Regions from separate parts of the Mus musculus genome. Here region 2 is linked to region 1. Evidence: chromatin loops called from intact Hi-C (ENCODE). Cell type or tissue: heart. All regions are shown on one strand.

Region 1 (8,000 bases):
GTTGACCACTTTGCTTCATAGTAGAGATACACAGATGCCAGGGCATATGAAAGGTGAGACGTGACATGTGATGTATTGTCTATAGTTCAGCTTCCAGCTTCATCTCTGGCTTCTCACTCCCTTCCTTCTGAGTGTAGAATGGCAAAGCCTTTGGCCAGAACTACGTGCTGCAAGGGGAAGCCTTGTCCCGACAATGGCCTTACAAGCACGCTCTAAAGATTAACCTGACATCTGTCTCCTGCTGTATGCTTTCATTAACATTAATTAATTCACTCCTTTTTGAGATTTCAATTTGCCTAGATGATCCATTATAAATTAGAAAATAATGTGCTCAGGTTATAATTTAAAACGTTCTCAGCTGATAGTTAATGAACTTGATTCAGGAAGGGTAAACTGAAAGAATGAATTTTTAATGCTAATTTAAAGGACATTAGTTGCTATGGACAGAATGATTTCATTGCCACTGTTTGAAGCAGGGAAATTAGGCTGCAGCTGCAGTGGCTCCCATAGGTAACTAGCAACATCTGTACTTGCGAAGGGGTTAAAATTTGTCTGGACAGCAAAGAGACGCAGAGATGCTTTTCTAAGACAAAGATACGTACATGGTTGGGAAACCTGGATACTCTTATCTTGTAAAGTTGTTCCTCCTAGTTCTCCTTGGGAACACAATGAAGCAAAGTCATATTCTAAGGCCAGATATGATCACTTGGGTCGCTTCCCTCACAAACAAGAGGCAAGACACTAGCCCTGCCTCCTTACCTCTGGCTGTTGTGAGCATTGTTTTCATTAAGTGCCAATCACTGTCTTATACTGAATTTGACCATGGGCCAGTGAGTATATAGATAACACAATTTGAACTTGTTTATTATTATTATTACTATTACTATTTTAGTTTTAATTTTTTATTTTTTGGGTGGGGGGATATGGAGAGACTGGGAAATGAGTGTGATCAGGGTGAAATTCCCAAAGAATCAATAAAAATATTATGTTGAAAAAAATTCCAACTCAAAGTTCTAATAAGAGTCAGTTCTAAGTTTTCTAGTCTGAAAGTCCCCATTTGTAAGACTGCAAATAGTCACAGTGTCTTTAGGACATAAACTTAAGATGGTAAAAGTGGTGAGTGCTAGATTCCAGACTGGAACACAGAATATCTACTGAAGGCAGATAGACTTCAGAGTACACTCATAACTAGACATTGATTCTAACTCAGGAGATCATGAACAGTTAAAGATGGGCTTTCAGTTAACATTACCTGATCCATTAACAGCATTCAGAGATCATCATCTCAGATACATACCATCAGTGCTGGGGTCTGCTGAACCCAGACAGTGTACAGGCAGGATGAAGAGCCTTTGTTCAGTGCCTATGTTTTCTCACAGGCGGTCTGCTGCGTGTATCTAACACTGCCAAGTGATTGGGGGGTAGGAGGGAACACAAAGACATAGTTTCAATAAGAACATTTCCTTTTATCCAATCATTCACATACTTTAAAAAACTTACCAGTAAGAACTAGTCTGGGTACTGGACAGACAAGACTGGTCAAGACACCATGCACACTCACCAGGAAGCCTGAAGGAAGAACAAGAAATTTAATAATGAGCTGAAAAGACAATCTGTACCCTAAAGAAATAGTTTAATATTGTTATTATTATTATTATTATCATTATTATTATTATTAGAAAGAAAAGTTTCAGGGGCTGTGACGTTTGAACTGAAGTGTGGAAAATTAGGACAGGGTGGGGTGGCGTGTCAAATTCTCCAGCCTGGTCATGTTTGACATTTTGCACTTGGGTCATTTTTTACTATAGAGAACCAGACTGCCTCCCCCAACCCCAACCCTGGAGATATTTAACATCAGCCTTGTCTCAATGCAGTATATCACTACTTTCCCCAGGCTATCACAGTTACAAACATCTTGAGATGTGCCAAATGTATCTTAAGGGATCAAAGTAGCCCCAAGCTAAGTACTGCTTGGCTTCACAGGAAAGTGGTGAGCGCTGAAGAAAAGAAGAGGGAGGGAGAGAATCACATAGAAGAGGGCCCGCTGGGGGCTGGGTGATGGCTCAGTAGGTAACATATTCACAACACAAGGGGATTACCTAAGTTTGTAGTCACAGTAGCTGTTGAAAGCTGTGCATGGCCATGAACACCTATCACCCCAGAGCTGGGGAGGCAGAGAAAGGACAATCATGGGCTTAACTGACCACCCAGTGCAGCCAATCATGGAACTCCATATTCAGTGATAAACCCTGTCTCAGAGGTATGTAAATAAGTAAATAAACAAACAGACAGGGTAGAGAAAGACACCTGACCTTTTGCCTACACACGCGCGCGCGCACACACACACACACACACACACACACACACACATCCTCTATACAGTCCTGGCTGGCCTAGAACTTAGAACTTGTGATTCTCTTGTCTCTCTCTGTTTTAAGTGCTAGGATTACAGCCATGAACTACCACAGCAGATTCATTGTCGACTCACTTTTATGACTAAATATCCATAGGAGATTTTGAATTGTTATGTTGCTGCCTTCAGTCACCATTCAGAAGCATGGACAGTAGTATTTTTTCTTCCTGTGAAACACAATAACCCAGATTGCTAGACATATCTTAAAAGTGGCTGGTAAGTTCTAATAATGTCATGAACACTTACCTACTGAATAACACCAGATAATGTTCTATCCTTCAAGACTTGTCTGCATAAGAAATGTTTGGGTCATAATGTATAGGGTTTTTACAACTGTATTACTGTCTATATTTGGAAGAGCTAAGTCATAATTTTGACTTTCAGTTAATTGAGATTTTTATACACACAGCATCATAACCCTTTAATAACTGACAAACTCAGAATGCAGATAATATTTTTGGCAATCCAGAATTCTTCTCAATAAAGTGCAAGAAAGCAAATGGTATTCTTCAAGTAGGGAATACTATTTGGCTCAAGACTGTGTACATACACATTTCATCTGAGCTCACATCTTTCCGCCTCTCTTCAGACAGGAAACCACTTAGGATCCTTTTTAAAGGACCTCTGAGTGTCGATGGGTCAAGAGAGCCAGTGATGTAAAAAAAAAGAGACAAGGGCTGAGGGACGGCTGTGCTCCAAAGGCCTGGGAAGAAAGCTTATCGTGTTGCCCGCTCTGGCTATGACACATCCCAACTCCTGGGAGGAAATCAAGAGCGGAAACTGGGCAACCATGGAGATGAGTCACGAGCAAGGAGACTGTGAGCGTTATGAAGCCGACAGCTGCAGAACAATGGAAGCTGCGAGGCTATTTTTGTTTGGCTTCAACAATTAATTGAACCTGGTGGAGCTGACAGTGTGCCTTCTCTCGATCTTCCCTTACTAAAAGTGGAACGTTTCCATGCCAAAAACTAGCATCTCCTTCCTGTTGGAGATTGATTAAAACGCCACTGTGCTCTTTCATGTGTTTACCTCTAGAAGGAGCTTATTACAAGACAAAAAGTATCCAAACGTTGAAAAAAAGAAACGGCCATTGTGTTACTGGGTTTCTAAGGCTGAACTGAGAACTCAGATATAGGTGGACCTCTCTCCTACCAGTAAGTATGGCAAAGAATAGCCAGAGGCCTTCAGAAGCAGATGGCTTGCATAGTTACAGTTATGGATTTCTTTTTCTTTTTCTTTTTTTTTTTTTAATTTTCAATTACATTTCCACGGGGGGGGGGGGGGAGGAATAAGAATTCAGTCAAGAAAAATGTAGCTATCCCTAAAAATTTCTCACTGTTCACCAAAGTGCCCCAAGTCGAGACAGGTATAAATTTAACATTACCATATCAGAAAACAAAATTTGAGGCAGAATTCGGAAACTTGTGTGAAAATGATTGTCAATGTACTGATCCTAGGATATCATGAGCATTTGTTAATATCTTCCCAATCAACATTGCTTCTTTGGAGCCTATGATTATCCGACCATAAAGAGGTTGAATAGTTTTCCTACGTTAGAAACATCCCTTAGGTTGTAGAATGGAGAGCAGATATGGAGAGAGTAGGAGATGAATGGGATTGGGGTAGATAATGTAAAATTCACTACTACTACTACTACTACTACTACTACTACTACAAATGAAATATCACTTTGGCTGGAAGTTCCAAGATCTGAAAGGAGGTTTTAACCCAAGTGGCCGCATGAATCATAAAGTGGTCACAGGATTGGCTTCAATGAGCAATGACTAACAATTCTGGGAGCAATGTGGGTCTAATCAGATACCTCATCTTAAAGGAGCTGGGTCAGAATTCCAGAAGGGCAGAGACAACTGGGAATGTCTCCAGGACTTGAGCAGGCTTCATGGCATGTTAATGGGAGAAAAAGATGAACCATTTAAAGTAAGTGTTAATACAATTAAATTACTGGAGGTAGAGGAGTCTGCAGGGAAAAACCAAACTGGAGAGGAAATAGGGAGGAAAAATCACCACAAATTCCTCTCACTCTTGCACATCCTCAGAGGCAGCTCTAGCTTCTCATCTCCAAAGTGTGATTACATTGTTCTAGTCTTTTTCCCCCCAAATGCACCCATGTAAACACAAAAATCAAGATGTTCTTGATGGCCACAAGCTGCTGTGGGACCTCAGTGTTCATTCTATTTCTTCCTAATGAAGTCTTTTTCCTCTTCTTCTTCAGGGCATAAAATATTGTATCTGTTAAATACGACCTGATGTTGTAGGACATGATTTATGCAGTTTCTTCCATCATTACCTTTGAGTAAAACATCAAAAAAGTATTTTAAAGGAGCCTTGGCAATGTTGTGCAAGGGTTTGCCTATATGCATGAAGCCCGAGATTTGATTCTCAGCATCACATGGATACTGAGACAGAGGTCAGTCTGGACTATGTGAGACCCTGTAGCAACAAGAAAACAGATGTCAACCAACCAAACAGAAAAAAAAATTGAAATTAATTAGAAACTCATTTCTGTGAAAGGTCACATGCTGCCAAGCCTGACTTAGCATCCTCTATCCTATATATGCCCTGGATTGAGCACCATTCTACAATTTGGCTCTTTTGTTGCTATTTTCTTTCTTGTTTAATTTTCTTTTCTCAATATAAAATAAAATTTTATGGACAGGAATTTAGTTCTTCTCCCCAAGAAGAACTTCTTCCCAAGGTACAATTACTGTATATATTGATTTAAGATATCTTTTAAAGTTTACCCTTGCATTTTCTGTACAATGATGTCTTGGAATTACCTCTGCATTATAATGCTTACTTTTCTGAATATGGATTTTAAGCCTCCTTTAATATTTCAGAATCACATGTGAGAAACACAGCCTTATTCTTCACCTGGAACATTTCAATATATTTAGCTTTTATTTGGTGCTATGATCATTGGAAGATGGCATCACCTTCTGAGACCATCATTTATATAGTCAAAGGACAAAATTGCTTGGAAGATTGTCACCTCTGGCTGATGTGCACAGTGTTCTTCTCAGTGGTTTGTTTCTGAAAGACAATGTATGTGTTGAGCAAGAGTGTGTGCATATGAACAGGTACACATGTGTGGGAGAGCATGCAGAGAATAAGAGGCATTCGAAAACAGTTATTTAAGTTACATTAAGCCATGATACCCTATATTTTTAAGTGTGCTTAAAAAGTGACTTGCAGGCTCACAATGATATAGTTCATGTTTTAGCTATTCCAATAAAGCCCAGATGAGCTTACACTGCTAACAACTTCTTCCTCCTGTTCCCAACCCTGTGTTCTCACTTCTCGGATTACTTACATAATTGTCGATCATGTATGTCCTTTCAATTTTATAACCAGTTTTTAGTAAAGTCCTACCAGCCAGCCTTTGGTTACCATTTTGCACCACATTTTCTTTTCTCGGTTTCTCCACCTCTTGCTTTGACTCTTAAGGCTGGTGTGAATTTTAGTTCTGATTCCTGCAGCTCTGTCCCTACTGTGTACTGTGCTGAGCAGTCTGACCAGACACGGAAAGCATTGCTCACACATGCAGGCCATGGCGTTCTATGTCACAAGTGTTTCCTCATTGTCTTCTTGGAGGAAATGGGTGTGGGAGTCCAACATCAACTTCGTTTGCTTTCATCTGAAATGACCTTGACATTGCTTACTGGTCTCAAAGATAATTCGTCTTTAAGAGGAAGTGGTGCCCTCTTCCTCGGGCCAGGCTTTCTTCCCCTTGTATGTATTATATAATTACCAGAGAATTCACATTTTTATTTTTTGATTTTTGAAAAGAGGGTGGTCTCGTACTCCCAGTTTAGCTGAGGATGGCCATGATCCTCCTGCCTCTCTCCCCTGAGCACTAGAATGACAAGTCCAACATTTGAAAAGACCAATTCCTTTCACTCTTTTAGTGTGCTTTGATTGTCATGCTATTGGGGCATAAACAAGGCCCCACCCACCAGCTGCAGCGCCAGCTCCTCAATGTGCATTTTACTGTTACCAGCGTCCTTTTGGTCCTCTCCTTAAGACTTGCTTCTTAAATATTTTATTTCCTTCTGCTGTTTCACTGGATTCCAGCAGTTTCATCTTTACTGCCAGACGCCTTGCTATCACTGTCTCCCATCCAGTTGTGTCACCACAGGTTCATTTACAACTGTGATCATTTCAAATTGTCATGGTGAAATGTATGGCAAATTTTATCATTTCTGGCAATTATTTTTTTCCTGGAGACTTTTCTCAGAAAGTGATTTTCTTTTCTATTCTGTGTTTGTTTATTTTTTTTTGTACTGTTGAAAGGGTTGGATAGGTGTACGAGTGTTGCTATTAAAAAGCTCTGTAGAGTAGGTAGTTTAAAACTACAGAAATGTATTTATGTTCACATTTCTATGAGAAACAAAACAAAAGCAAACAAACCACCACGACCAACAACAAAGAATACCAGGCCCTTGCTTCCCATGGAGCCTATATGGAACTCTCCTCTGGGCGGCCAGCTTCTAGTTTCTTCAGAATTCCCAGGCTCCGTTCACAGTCCTCATGTGCATGTAGTTCACTTCAGCCTCTGCCAGTCTCCTTTCAGGCCTCTGACTCCTCAGCAGGACCCAGGTCGCACTGGACTGTCACTTGCTTGCTGCCCCCACAGAAGCACATCACAAAAACTTACTTGTAACCACTGTGGCTCCAAATGAACTCACATTTTGAAATACTGCCGGTGACACTCCTTTGTAAATAGGGGGCACACATATCCACAGTGGGGCTAGACTATTGCTTGGTTCACCATTCAAATTCTATTGTTTCCTTGGAAACAGCGTACTTGCAAATGAGAACGCAAGGCTTTTCTGTAGATTCGAAGTTCCCAGGGCTGGAAACAAGGACATATATATTTACAGAAAGAATCAAAGGACCTTTGCACTTTAGACTACACAGAAGAAATAGAGACTCTGGTACATGAACTATCTGCTGCAAGGATGCTGGGAAGTTAAGAGCCTTTTGGTGTCAAATGCTCACAGATGACTGTTATCATCGTAGCTTAAGCACTTTGGACACAAGACTACTATGTGGTGCTTTACAGTTACTATAGTAACAATGGGATATTTACTATCTTTCAGATGAAAATGTAACAATATCACAGTAGTGAGTAATGAATTCATCAGTAAATCACACTTTTATAAAGGAGCCAGGAACATATGATTCCAGATGTAAGTGAAACTCAAATTTATACCTACCACATACATGTGATGACCACTGGTCCAGGTAAAGCACAGTACATCTCATCAGATTTTGAACATTTATAAAAGCTGTATTATTCCCCGTTGGTATCTGTACAGAAAGGCTTGGTTTATCGGGATGGGTGCTGTATAAGCTCATATACTGCGCTGCTTCTGTGATCAAAAGACCTCAGTGTAGAATGTGTGACAGATTATTAGGTCAACTCTATCTTGGTTTACTTTAGGCTGACAGTTTCCTTTGCAGTCATCCATGCTTTCAAATATGATGGTGCATAAAATAAACACCCTGTTTTATAAACTGAGATTAATTCAACTGTTTTGAATTTTAAATATCCCACCATATATTC
Region 2 (8,000 bases), 190 kb after region 1:
TCTAGAGTGATTTGTGAGCAAAACAAATACAAACACACTTTCTTCTCTCAGGATGGAAGAATTTTGTTCATGTCACCTGTTTTCTTTTATCAAACTATTCTTAAAACACATACTACAAAATGATTTAAACCTTCAAGCTGTTAAGAACACCAAATATTTGGTAATGCCTGTGTAAATGTATGTCCTAAGTATTAAATTTTAAAAGTATTTACTCAAACAAAAATTGAAGGGCAGGGGACATTCTCTTGTGGTTTAAAGACAGAAATCAGATGTGTTAGTTCCAGAAACACATTTAAAATCTCTCATATTATCATTTGTTTATGTACATGTGCACATGTGTAGAAGTCATTGGAAAATTTGTAGGAGTCCATTATCTCTTTCACCATGTCTGTCCCGGAGACAGAACACAGGTCATTGCCCTTGGCCACAAACACCTCCACCCACCAAGTTGTCTTAATGGCTTCAGAAAAACTTTTGAAAAGAAAAATAAATGAATATAAGATTCAAGCCACACTTTATGTTTTCTAAGAGCTTTAATGCAGAGTGTCAAGGCACCCCCAACCCAGGAAGGCTTTGCCTCATTGGCCTCTCTCTTCTGGATCCTTGCAGTTTTGATTAAGCTTCAGTCTCACTTACTAAAGTAAAGCTGGCTGACTTTACTAAATTGATTTGCTTGTGGGTGTTGTTGTTGTTTGGGTTGGTTGGTTGATTTTTGGGTGTCTTGTTTTGTTATTTTTGTGGCCTCAGGATTTTTGTGTTTATTTGTCTGTTCCTTTCTTTTCCAGCATGTGGTCCTCTGTCTTCTAAACAGCTTGCGTACAGGGTGGTGTGATAGCTCAGTGGATAAAGTGTTGTTTGCAAAAGCATGAGGACCCATGTTTTGAGACAGCTGTGGCCATGTGTGTGTACACCTGGTGCTTGGGATTGAAGACAGACAAATCCAGAAGTTCGTCGAAGAAGAAGAGACATCAACCTCTGATTTTTCCACTTTCTCCTCACATCTACATGAGTGACCACACCCATACCCATTGGTTCATACACATACATGTAGCCCAGGTGCATGTGTGCTCGTGCACGCACACACACACACACAATGAAAATCAAGTCACAAAACATGTAAAAGTAACTTGACCATTTATCAGGAGTAAGTCCTCCTGGAGTGCATGTCTGGTGCCCTTAATGAAAACCATGGCAATCATGCTGAGAGTCTCAAACATTAATACTCAAATTCCCCCTGCACCCCTCCCCCACGAAGAACAACAGCAAGTGGGAAGTGAGACACCATGTTTCACCCTGTTCTCACAGGGCCACATCCCACTCTGTTCCCGGAAAATGCCTGGGTCATCTAACCACATGATCTGCCATCCTTGTACCCTCTGGGCTGTGCCTACTGAAAGGGACACCCAATGGCATTCTGATTTGTGAAAAATCAATCTTACTTATATATACAAGATTAAAATTAAAAACTGAGCTCTTGGGAGACTAGATAGTGGTCAGGATAAAACCAGCAATGTTTTTAAGTGGTCTGAGCCAACGATCTGTTCTCACCACACTTCTATGGAGGAGTCCTTCCCTGAGTGATGTCTCAAGGAAACAGATGGTCTCCTTAGAAATGGGTGAAGGTCTAATTTTATGGTTTAGTGTGTAAGAATCCATTAGCATCCTCCTCTAGTAAGCCTGTACCTAAACGTATATGAAAGATTAATTGGTTGGGATGTGAAATCTGTGACTGCGGAATTCAGGAATCTTCTGACTCCATTCTTCACACAAGCACTGTGTTCAGGGGTCGGGCTGTGCAACCATCCTGTATAAAGCAGTCATCACTAAGAGCAAAGAGGCTACTGGTTGGTGTTTGGTCCTACAGAACACACAGTTCGGAACATCACCAATGCCCTATGACAGCTGATGCCACCTAGGCCATCCCAGGCAGATTCCTTATACCTATAATATAGTGATTTTTTTTCTTATGCCTCATAAAAATCTAATAAAAACCAGGAATATCGGGTGGGGATATAACTTGGTGGTGGTACACTTTTCTGACATGAATTCAGTCTGCAGCAACAAAAGGGAAGGGTGGCCTCAGAACCAGAAGTGAGCAGGAGCTTGTCTTAAATCTGTGTTTACTTCTGTTAGAAATGTCTTACTCTGTAGACCAGGCTGGCCTCGAACTCAGAAATCCACCTGCCTCTGCCTCCCAAGTGCTGGGATTAAAGCATGAGCCATCACTGGCCGGCTAACATTTACACAATGGAGTACTACTCAGCTATTAAAAAGAATGAATTTATGAAATTCCTAGGCAAATGGATGGACATGGAGGGCATCATCCTGAGTGAGGTAACACAATCACAAAAGAACTCACATGATATGTACTCACTGATAAGTGGATATTAGCCCAGACACTTAGAATACCCAAGGTACAAGATACAATTTGCAAAACACATGAAAATCAAGAAGAACGAAAACCAAAGTGTGGACACTTTGCCCCTTCTTAGAATTGAGATCAAAACACCGGTGGTGGAAGAAGTTACTGAGACAAAGTTTGGAGCTGAGACGAAAGGATGGACCATCTAGAGACTACCATACCCGGGGATCCATCCTATAATCAGCCTCCAAACATTGACACCATTGCACACACTAGCAAGATTTTGCTGAAAGGACCCTAATATAGCTGTCTCTTGTGAGGCTATGCCGGGGGCCTAGCAAACACAGAAATGGATGCTCACAGTCAGCTATTGGATGGATCACAGGGCCCCCAATGGAGGAGCTAGAGAAAGTATCCAAGGAGCTAAAGGGAACTGCAACTCTATAGGTGGAACAACAATATGAACTAACCAGTGCCCCCCGGAGCTCGTGTCTCTAGCTGCATATGAATCAGAAGATGGTCTAGTCAGCCATCAGTGGAAAGAGAGGCCCATTGGTCGTGCAAACTTTATATGCCTCAGTACAGGGGAATGCCAGGGCCAAGAAGTGGGAGGGGGAGGGGGAGAGGAGTGGGGGGGTATGGGGGACTTTTGGAATAGCAGTGGAAATGTAAATGAAGAAAATATCTAATAAAAATATTTAAAAAGAAAGAAAGAAATGTCTTGAAAACCTCTCTGGGCAGTAATAAGAGGCCAGCTTACTTCCTCAAGAGCAGAACGTGATCCAGTTCATACTTGTATTTGCCTCTAGAAGGTGGTCTTCACTGACTTGGCTTATGAGTTGAGAAGAGAGAAGAAATGCAATTCCTTGTGGATTTTGTACTCAAATCCAGACCTTGGGAAGTCACAGCCTTTTCAGCCGACCTGGGGGGCTACTTGGTGAGGTCTCTTTACAGCTTCTCTAAAATGCACTTTCAAAACAAAAGTTAGAAAGCTCTCTGGCCCTTTCTCAAGAAGGGTCTCTTCCTGTTCAAATCCCATCCTGACCTTTTTGTTGAAGAAGAGTAAAATAATGCAGTAACAAAAACACAAGTGGCTGCCAAAGGAAGAGAGAGGAAAAAAAAAGAAGTTCCTGTAAGGGGCTGAAACAATAAATCTCCTCTCTGCTGACCTCCCAAAGGGAGTGCGTGTATTTCCTCTAGTTCTTTATCAGAATCCCCAAAATAAGTAGGAATGGGCAGCGTCTGCTCACAGTCAGTACACCTTTCCCATTTGCTAATACGGCCTGGCCAGGCTGAGAGGAATCCTTCCCTGCCTTACCCTGGACAGTGAAGCCACTGAGACCATCGGTAGGCACCATGCGGCTGCTTCAAGCGACTGTTCTTTTCTTCCTTTTGTCCAACAGTCTCTGCCACAGTGAGGACGGCAAAGGTACGGTCCTCTTATCTTTTCTGATGGTGTGGGTGAGCTGCTAGGCTCAGTTGATCCTCGGGGGCTTCTCTGATGAGTTGCTGCTTGATTGGCTGAACAGGGTACACAGAGTTAAGTTTGAAAGAGGCGGAGGAGGCAGTGCCACAAGTAGAGAGTTCGTTTCCACTGAAGGGAAATGTTTGCTGGTGTGAGGGCCTGAAAGTGTGTTAAATGGATTCGGAGAACGTCTCAGGAAATGTGTTAACTTTTTAGGGACTAAAAATAGAATTTTGACTTAAAATGTGCTAGTTTAAAACAACGACAAACAAACAAAATTATGGTCTTTTCCGTCATCGGCCCAGAATAATAGTGGATGGGGTAAGAGTGAAAGTCCATCACTGGAAACAGTGCTACCAAAGTCTCCAACAGTACAGCTCTCTTTCAGCTCTGGTAGGTAAAACTCCGTGCAGAAGTGAATGGTGATTCACCATTAGGCGAACACTAGCATCTTAGGGGACTGGGTAAGTGGCCATTGAAATGTATCTACTTTTGTTACAGAAATATATGCACACACAAACATAATTACATAATATTTTGTGTAACTTTCAGAACAAGCCAAACCCACCACCTATGCAGGTAAAACAAACAAACAAACAAACAAACAAACAAACAGATGCATGTTACCCTGAGTTAATGGGCAGTTGAGACAATGTTCACTTTTATTTCTAACTATTCTTAAGTAATACGAAATAAACCACAGTTAAATGTAATAGCTTATTAGGGTCCTGTGCTGGGTAAGGAGAAGAACATAAAAATGAATAAGGTGATTTCCTTGCCCACAGTGGTAAATGTACTATTGAGAGAAAGACGTGAGTGATTCTAGTATTAGACAGATTTAATAAGTATGAAAGCTAAAATGCACGCTACCCAAAGAAGCATTTGGGAAAGATTTGCTCTGACTCTAGGGGACGGGCGGCGTGCACTGTGAGAGGGTATGTGTTTGTGTGTGTGTGTGTGTGTGGGGGGGGGGGGAAGTAATCCAGAAAACTCAGTTCTAATTTTATTTGCCTGTCTCTTTTTCCAAAATTTACTGCCTAAAAGATTTTAATTTATAAAAACAATCAAACGTAGAAAATAATAAAAATCACTGGTCCAACTTGAGTTTACATTTTGCCAGTAATTTTTAAAAATACTGTTATAAACTGAGGATAAGTCTGAAGCATCATACAGTCTCCTATCCTGCATTTCTCCAGAAAGTTATAAGAGAGACTGAGAACTTGGGGTTTTACAAAAGTGCCCATGAGACTGACGACCTGCTTCTAAGTTACTCTTCAGTATGTCTTAGAACAGTTGAAAATGTCAACTCTACGACTTACTGCTCAAAATCGTGTGCCTCGTTAATATCAACTCTGAGAGCCCAAGCTGAGGCTCTTCACCATTGGGATCTACACACCTTAGACTGTGCAGCAGGCTGCCAGCACTTTTTAAATGCTGACTGGACTGCACATCCTGCAAACAAAGAGGAAGAGGGCCAGGGGACTTGTCTCCCTCCTGGGACTGTAAGAAAGAAGCTACCAAGGAGGACTACACAGAATGGCCCACAGATGTTTTCTTTTCTTTTCTTTTTTTTTGGGGGGGGGGGTTGTTTTTTTCAAGACAGGGTTTCTCTGTATAGCCCTGGCTGTCCTGGAACTCACTTTGTAGACCAGGCTGGCCTCCAACTCAGAAATCCGCCTGCCTCTGCCTCCCAAGTGCTGGGATTAAAAGCGTGGGCCACCACCGCCCAACCACAGGGCCCACAGGTGTTTTCTACTGGATCATTTAGGGAAAACACCAGCCTCCTCTAGCTCACTGGTCAAGGGTCCACTCTTGCTTTAAGAGTGGCAGCTTTCTAATGAGTTGTTAGCCCGTGCTGGAAAATTTCTCACTTGGGCAGTGAAAATATTTAAACAATATTTCCTTCACATCTGCCAACAAGCCTGCTTGATAACTTGAAGCCTGTATCTGGTGTGGGGGAAAAAGGGAGGGAGGGAGGGAGAGAGGGAGGGAGGGAGGGAGGGAGGAGGAAGGAGGAGGAGGAGGAAGGAGGCTGGGAGGAAGAGGCAGGAGAAGGTATGAATGGGGGAGAAAGAGGGAGATGGAGGGAAGGAGGGAGAGAGAGAGACAGAGAGAGAGAGAGAGAGAGAGAGAGAGAGAGAGAGGGAGAGAGAGAGAGAGAGAGAGAGAGAGAGAGAGAGAGAGAGAGAGAGAGAGAGAGAGGCTGATCGTAGAAAAGGAAGTTGGGCCTGAGCACCACCGATTGACCCTTGAGAGTGGCCTGGGTGGGACAGAGAGACTTTCCTGTCCACATGGAAGACTTTGATGCACCTGGCTTTGCCAGTGGATGTTTCCTTCGCAGATTGGGCACAGGAAATGAAGCATTTCCTAAGTTCACCTAGTCAGTTCTTTCCTTAACTCCCTGTTCGAGGAGGACATTGAGTTCAGAGCTTCATGGGCCCCTCACGGTTAGGATGATAAACAAATTTATCTGCAGAGTCAATTACTGGGGTTTGGGAGGGAGAGATTTTCGCTCTAAAATTCAGACTGTCAAGTAAGTACATGCTTTTTTTTTTTTTTTTTATCTGAAATTGACTTCTAAATATGATTTTTTTTTCCTGAGAAATTGAGTACTTCCCCTTCCGGTGTTTTTGTCAATCTCGGGTTTAAACATGATCTAGGCAACGAGACTGTTGTTGAAATCCAGAGACTATCTGCATGACAGCAAGAAGTTTTTGTTGTTAGGATGCTGTTCTAAGACTTTGCAGTGTTCAGCTTGGAGAGCTGCCCTATAGAACTGTGTCGCAGAGGTTCCTGAAGGGGACTGCTACTCTTCCTGAGGTCTTCTAAGTTGTACTTAAAACTGAACAGTCACTCCAATGGTTTGTAAGTCTAGAGGGGTGAGGTTTCTGAGTCTGAGACTCAGAGATGCTAAATGAAGATTCCAAGAAAATGGACAACTAGGACACACACACACACACACACACACACACACACCACACATACACACACACACACACACACACACACACACACACACACCACACACACACCACACACACACACCACACACACACACACACACACACACACACACCACACACACACACACACACACACACACAGACACATGTTTCCCTCTAACATTTTCTTTTTAATAGGATAGGTAGAAACAGGACACTAAATAATAATATCAGAAAGATTTAATTGCTACGAGGAATTCATTTGTAGTGACAATACTCAATTTTATAAAACAAAAAATTGATTGAACACACTATAAGAAGACACCGTGCTACATCCAGTGACTTTATGGAAACTAATAGGAGCCATTCCCCAGGTTAGATAGAGTGAGAAGAGACAGAAGCAGGTAACATGAATTCTGCTGTGTTATAAATCTTAAGGAATAAGTAAAGAGCAGTATAAAAAATTCACTAGTTGCTTAATCTGGTATGTTGGGAAAATAAGAATGTGACAAACATTACAACTTGAAATCAGGAGGTTCAAGGTGAATATAGAATGTTTCAAAATAGGGGCATTGTAAAAACATCAGTGTATTCTAGTCTAGAAATAGAAGGTAGCCATATTTTGAACATGGCTGCCTACTAGAAAGCAGAGTGCAAAGAATAGTATCAGGAGATGTTAAATGGCAACATGAGAAAAAGAGATGACTATCCCTGGAGGTAGCTCAAGATGAGGCAGATTCCAAACTTGTATAAAGCTCTGGGTTCAAGTCCCACGCTTCCAAATAAATAGGAAAGAAATATTGACTCTTATAGTTGACAATTAAGACCTGTAGCAGTTGCTTGAGATGGGGTTTTATCATCCTAGTTATAAACCAGGAGGATCAATATGTCAGCAGAATATTGATTAAACTATTGGGGTCAGGAGAGATAAAAGACCAAGAAGCCAATTTACAAGTCACTAAGTCTGAAAGTCTACCATTGAGTTGTAAAAATGGGTCTAGGGAAGGCTGCACAGATGTAGAGTACATGTAATTCATTGTATCCTCTTTTTACTGCTGATGAGAGACAATCTAAGACAGGGTTGTGTGAATGCTAGAATTGGGCAAATGGTTTCAGAGCAGAGACCAGGAAAGATCCAAAGAGATTGTTTAGGAAAAATACTGGTGCTACGACAGCAAGCTTCAATCCTGGGGAGGCATGTGGCTGGGATGTGCCAGGAGCTGGAGATACT

Evidence for each region. Peaks named below come from ENCODE experiments on the same cell type or tissue, not always from the same donor. Only the 100,000 strongest peaks of a DNase experiment are listed, where the experiment ranks them.
Region 2: it touches region 1 in a loop (7-fold over the local background); 5 of 42 quality-filtered maps call a loop at or near these places.

The regions. Positions count from the first base shown.
Region 1 is chr3:137,147,424-137,155,423 of GRCm38, forward strand. No RefSeq gene overlaps it. Among named protein-coding and RNA genes, the nearest start is that of Gm26107, 84 kb to the left of the region's middle. In heart, no CTCF peak of the experiment used is centred here; DNase peaks (open chromatin) are centred at 3,188 and 5,988.
Region 2 is chr3:137,337,522-137,345,521 of GRCm38, forward strand. Emcn (endomucin) reads left to right here and starts at 3,557. Exons shown (of 12, transcript NM_001163522.1): 1 at 3,557-3,791. The coding sequence starts at 3,719. In heart, no CTCF peak of the experiment used is centred here; DNase peaks (open chromatin) are centred at 3,620 and 6,130; H3K4me3 peaks cover 1,653 bases; H3K27ac peaks cover 1,074 bases.